Linked DNA regions of Homo sapiens: region 2 is linked to region 1. A link is a contact called in ENCODE Hi-C or POLR2A ChIA-PET data. All regions are on one chromosome and are shown on one strand. Each heading gives the region's core, a stretch centred on a gene start or an enhancer-like site at or near the end of the contact. The rest is flanking DNA. Distances are from core to core; before and after follow the strand shown.

The links. A loop is a pair of places that touch in the nucleus more often than their neighbours do. ChIA-PET counts read pairs that join two places held with the same protein, here RNA polymerase II (POLR2A). Pooled maps may share reads with other maps.
Region 2: a loop to region 1 is called in a pooled map, with 8 times the contacts of the local background. The contact joins the promoter of GRK6 here to the promoter of ZNF346 in region 1. A Hi-C loop is called at or near these places in 8 of 50 pooled maps. POLR2A ChIA-PET finds 5 or more read pairs at or near these places in 2 of 52 experiments (A673 and WTC11).

Annotation. Positions count from the first base shown.
Region 1 is chr5:177,021,314-177,024,013 of GRCh38, reverse strand. ZNF346 (zinc finger protein 346) reads right to left here and starts at 1,318. Exons shown (of 7, transcript NM_012279.4): 1 at 1,101-1,318. The coding sequence starts at 1,275. It also overlaps a transcript of UIMC1 not described here. RefSeq lists enhancers at 540-1,076, 1,504-1,553, 1,077-1,614 and a silencer at 954-1,103.
Region 2 is chr5:177,425,226-177,427,925 of GRCh38, reverse strand. It overlaps GRK6 (G protein-coupled receptor kinase 6), which reads right to left and starts at 1,250. Exons shown (of 16, transcript NM_001004106.3): 1 at 1,029-1,250. The coding sequence starts at 1,080. RefSeq lists a silencer at 677-1,326 and enhancers at 1,037-1,576, 1,997-2,166.

The DNA.
Region 1 (2,700 bases), core at 69-2,568:
TATATAATATACATTATATATATATATAAACTTAGGAGACAGGCTAGACTTGTTTTTAAATTGGAGAAGTATATACCAGGGTATAGGTCTGTGTACCTTCCTTAGATATGGTCAAAATTTCAATTTTATCCAATTTTATCCAGGGCAGTCAGTTCACAAATAGCATATTAAACTTTCGAAGACAAGTCTGCTCAGCAAGCAAACAAATCACTGGAGAAATCTGATTTCCCTCCAGATACCTGACAAGGTTAGCAGAGAAGCCCAGATAGAGTTCTTGTACATCTGGGTTAGCATCAAGCAGCTGGCTCTGTAAAGGACAGTGAAGGGAGTCACACAAGCAGGTCAGGACAGCTCTTTTCCATCCTTCTCTTTCTTTCATCCCATCTTACCCAGTCTCAGGTCAAGTGCAGAGCAAGCTGGGGCGCTTCGGCCCAGGAGTGACCCCTAACGTGGCTTTGCATACACTGTTCTCAGCAACTTTGGGTCAAGTGTAGGACACAAAGAAGCTGGAGCCAAAGCAAACCCAGACCAGTTTCTCAGGCTCCTTGTCCCCACCTTAGAATAAGGGACCCAGCAAGTAGAGGCCAGAGAGCTAAAAACGGGTAAGCCAGGGCTCAGTCATCAAGACCAGGAGGAACCCAGGGGGTAAGGAGAAGGCCTTCCAGAGCCCTCGGAAGTGTGGGGCTTGAGAGAAGGGAGGCGAGAGGCCCTAGGAGGAAATCTGGAGATTGGGACGATGGGGAGTCAAGGAGTGGTGAGGGGCACTCGGCTTGGCTTACCGGGATGGCAAAGACTGTAGGTCTCCGACAGGACGAGTATAGGGATGACAGTCCTCGAATGTGGGAAAAACTGCGCTGTAGTGAATGATGAAGGAGGAGGAGGAAAACCCAGGGCCTGAGCGTGAGCGGCCCTTCACCCTCAGCGCGCTGGGGGCCCGATTCTTGGGGTGCCCGCGCCCGGATGGGGAGCACAAGTCTGGGGGTCCCGGGGCGCAGCACGCAAGGAGGCGGGCCAGGGGGTGTGACCGTCGGCGCTTCCGCAGTTCCCCGCGAGCCGCGCAGCGGGCGAGGGGCTTTCTGCCTCCAAAGCCCCCGACTCACCTTCCTCTCTACCCACCGGCTGGGCACCGGACACGGCTTCCCACAGGCGGCGCGCCCTCTCGCGGTCAAAGCGCACCCCGTCCGGCTCCTGGCCCTCCAGCAACTCCGAGCTGCTGTAAGGCCCGGCCGCTCCGCCGTCCGCGGCCTGCACCGTGGCCGGCGCGGGATACTCCATCTTCCCCGCAAACCCTCACCGGTAGAGAGCCTCTCAGGCGCCTAGGTATCGCGAGATTTGGTGGGTGGTACTTGGCCCAGCCAACAAATCTCGCGAGGTTTGGGCGCTGCACCCGCGCTGCCGTGCGGGACCCCGCGCTTATTTTGCTTTGCTACCTCTGGTACCTCAGAGCGTGTGCCGTGGATTCGGAAACCTGTCGCTGATTCCGCAGCAGTGACCCCCCCCTCCCGGAGAGGCTCGTGTGGTTTTGGCTCATGGCTCTCACCTTGCTCACGGTCAGCCCTTGATACTTTTCATTTCGTTCTCAAGGTCCCGTTATGTGGGAGTGTTTTCGCCATTTCATTCACAGGGAAACTGAGGCCCAGAACCTAAAAATGGTTAACTCAAGAGCTCGCTACTAGTAAGTAGTAGTACAGCTAAGGTTCCATATTACTGCTAATAATACATACTATTTGTTGAGTTCCAAGTGCCAGCTCCCAGCTCTGATCTTCCCCGAGACTCCGGACCTGTATACATCCAGTTGCCTCTTCCACAGTTCACTCGAATGGCTAATAGGCTTCTCCAATGTAGCTGTCAGACCCCAAATTTTATCTTCCAACCCCAGAGCTGCTCCTTCCCGTGTCTTTGGGAGCCACCATCTCTTGCCTAGGTTATTGTAGTAGCAACCTCACTGGCATTCCCAGCACAGCAGTTCCAGGAATCCTCTTATGACAAGTCAGATCATGACGCTTAGGTTCTCAAATCCTCCAACAGCTTCCCATCTCACTCTTAGTAAAAGCCAAAGTCCGGCCAGGCGCGGTGGCTCACGCCTGTAATCCCAGCACTTTGGGAGGCTAAGGGGGGGCGGATCACCTGAGGTCCGGAGTTCGAGACCAGCCTGACCAACATGGAGAAACCCCGTCTCTACTAAAAATACAAAATTAGACGGGTGTGGTGGCACATGCCTGTAATCCCATCTACTCGGAGGCTGAGCCAGGAGAATGGCTTGAACCCGGGAGGCAGAGGTTGCTGTGAGCCGAGCTGGCGCCATTGCACCCCAGCCTGGGCAACAAGAGCGAAACTCCGACTAAAAAAAAAAAAAGCCAAAGTCCTTACTTCGACCAACAAGGCCCTGTACAATCTGACTTCCCTTAACCTCCCTGATCCTGATGTGTTACTCAGTCCCCAACTCCTTAATTCCTGTCCCAGTTATCCAGGCCTCCTGGGGTGAATTTCTCTCATATATCTTCATGGCTCAGTCTCCCACTTCCTTCTCTGGCTACTCTATCTAAAATACCTTGTCTGGCTATCCCATCTAAAATGTTACTTTTCCACACACACTTCATGTCCTTCTTTCCTGCTTTATTTCTTTTATATTTTACCTTTTATCTTGCTTATTGTCTGTCTCCCGACTAGAAGGCAAGCCCCAGGAAGGCAGGGATTTTT
Region 2 (2,700 bases), core at 1-2,500, 400 kb before region 1:
GCTAATCCCTGGTTTGAGCCTCAGCTTCCCACATGTAAAATATGGTAGAAAGGTGAAGCAGATGACTTTTTAAGCCTGGAAGCCCAGCAAAGGGTGGAAAAACTGTCACAATCTCCCTCCTTGCCCTGGAGTTCCAAAAAGATGGGTCTTGTTTACTGCTGCTTCCCCAGCACCCTGGAAAAGGTGGGGCAGAGTGGGTGGTCAGTGATCATGTTACTGAGGTGGAGTGTGGCAGGTGGGGGCAGACTGACCACAAGGCAGTGAGGACCCGATCTGGTCCTTCTGTGTCTCCCAGGACCTGCACAGAGCAAGTGCCTGATAACATCTGGGGTGGGAGCCACGAGGAGCTACACACACACTCGGTCCACCAGACTGGTTTCCCCAGCCAGACCTCTGAGCTTACAATACTGACAGAGCAGCATGCTCTGCTCCCACTTCTTTCTGTGTCCGCTAGCCCCACTAGACCATGGGCTCCCTGAGGGCAAATATCCATTCACCTCTGCCCTCAGTGTCCTGAGGCACGGAGCAAGTGGCAGTCCTATAAGTAGCATTTGTGGCCAGGAGTTTCCCCAAGTCAGGTGGGCTGTGCTACGCAGAGGGTCCGTTTATTCATTCTCCAGCTTTACCTATCGCCAACTTTGCGCGGGATTAGGCTAGGGTGCTGGGGTCTGGGCCCCTGGCACGTGGGGCATCTTTACACCTCTCCCCTGGAGGAGGCTTGCCTCTCAGACAGGCTCTCCTGGGGCTCCGGTCCCACCCTTCCCTCTTCGTCTCACCTTCTTTCACTCCTTCACCCCCACCCGCCGCGAGGGCGGCGGCCTGACCCCCGCCCCTTCCTGGGCCCCGAATCCCGGGGGCAGGTGCGGAGGAGGAAGACGACGGGCCGGAAAGGCTCGTGTCTGGGCGGGGTGTAAGGCGCAGGGCCCGCGGGCCTAGGGGATCCGACGGCTGGGTAGCCCTGCGGAGCTCAGACGCAGCGCACTCGCGCTCCACGCACCCGGGCCCGGCCGCCCACCCGGCCGCCTCACCTTCCCGGGCCTTGAGTAGCACCGTGTTCGCTACGATGTTCTCGAGCTCCATGGGCTGTGGCGCCGCCTGGCCCGCCGGGCCGCGCCGCCGGCCGGGATCGCGCGCGAGTGCCGAGGCCGGATGGCGATCGGCGCGGCTCGGCGCGGCTCGGCTCGGCTCGCAGTGACCGCGCCGCGGCCTCCCCGGCCTCCCCGGCCGCCGCAGCCAGCCGCGCACTCTCCGCCCCCTCCCGGGGGCCACCCCGGCGCTGGCCCGCCCTGCCCCGCCCTCTGTTTACCTCATTTGACCAATCACCGGGCAGAAGCTCCCCGCGCCGTCTTCCCATTAGTCTTCCTCTTCATTTTTTCCCCCGCCCCCCCAGCTGGGGACTCGCTCAAAGAAGTACGGGGGCGGGACCAATCACGTCACCTCTTCCTGGTTGGTCTGAGGGCGGGGTTCAGCCCCTAGGTTCGAATTTCTAGGCTTTCGTAGGATACCAAACTGCCAATTAGGGCCGAGCCCTCAGCCGGGACAATGGAGGTGGGTACTCTGGGGCACGCCCAGGAGGCCGAATATGTGATTGGGTGAAGAAGACGTCCGTCATCTCAAGTACTGCATTTTGATTGGGTCGTCGCCTGAAGGTGTGGCCCGGCGGCCTTTGGCTCGCAGACGGCTTTTCTAGGGTTTTGTCGGGGACGCGCTCCGTATCCTGGGCCTCCTGCGGGCTGGCAGCGAGTTTGTTTGGTCCACTTGTGTGGCCGTATTCCCTTGGGTCGGCCCCAATCAGGAGGGCGCACATCGAAAGAGGGAGAGACAGGGAGGAGGCTGCGGCCTCGCAGCCGTTCCCCGACCTCTTGCCCGGTCGCCGCAGGCGCCCCGCCCAGCCCCCGCAGCCGGATGTTGTGATTTCTCTCCACCCACTCGGCCTCGCCTTCCCTCGGCCTCTGCCGCCTTATAAGGCAGCGCTACCACCCCTAGACCTCGGGATGAGTTCACACCCATTATACAGGTGGGGAGCTGAGGCGCCGGACGTCAAGTGGCTGGCTCCAGCCCGAAGACTACGGAGAAAACAAGGCTGAAATCTTACAGCTAATCAACACCTTGTAGCTTAACACCCCGCTTCCTCCACCCCCTACTTCACGCAGCAGGAAACAGGCTTGCCCAAACTCCGCGAGTAAGGCAGAGCCGGATCCATCTAGGCTTCTCTAGTTCCTATGCATTCATTCATCCGAAAATACAGAGCAACACCTCTGTGCCAGGCACCAAGCCAGGTGCTGGAGAACACAGTGATGGCAGCAAGATAGCCAGGCTCCCTGCTTACTTGCTAGAAGTGGAGGGAGCAAGTGAGGGCAGGGTGAGATAAAGGTAATTATTCTGTAAATAAACAAATAGATGGTTTCAGAGAGTGACAACTGCTCTTCGGACGTTAAGAGAGTGTGTGACACTCTCAGGGTGTGACATTTGAGCGGATCCAGTAGAAGCAACAGCAAACGCAGAGGCTCTAAGCCAGACTAAGTGGTGTGTTCAGGGAATAGGAGAAGGCGTCCGCAGCTTCTGGGCCCAGTGGTCTGAGATGAGACAGAAGGAGCAAAGGCACTAGCTAGGTCATGGAGGACTGTGAACACGTCCAGGAGGCTGAAGTGTTTTTGCTAAGTGAAATGTGAAACATTTGAAAGAATGATTTATATTTTA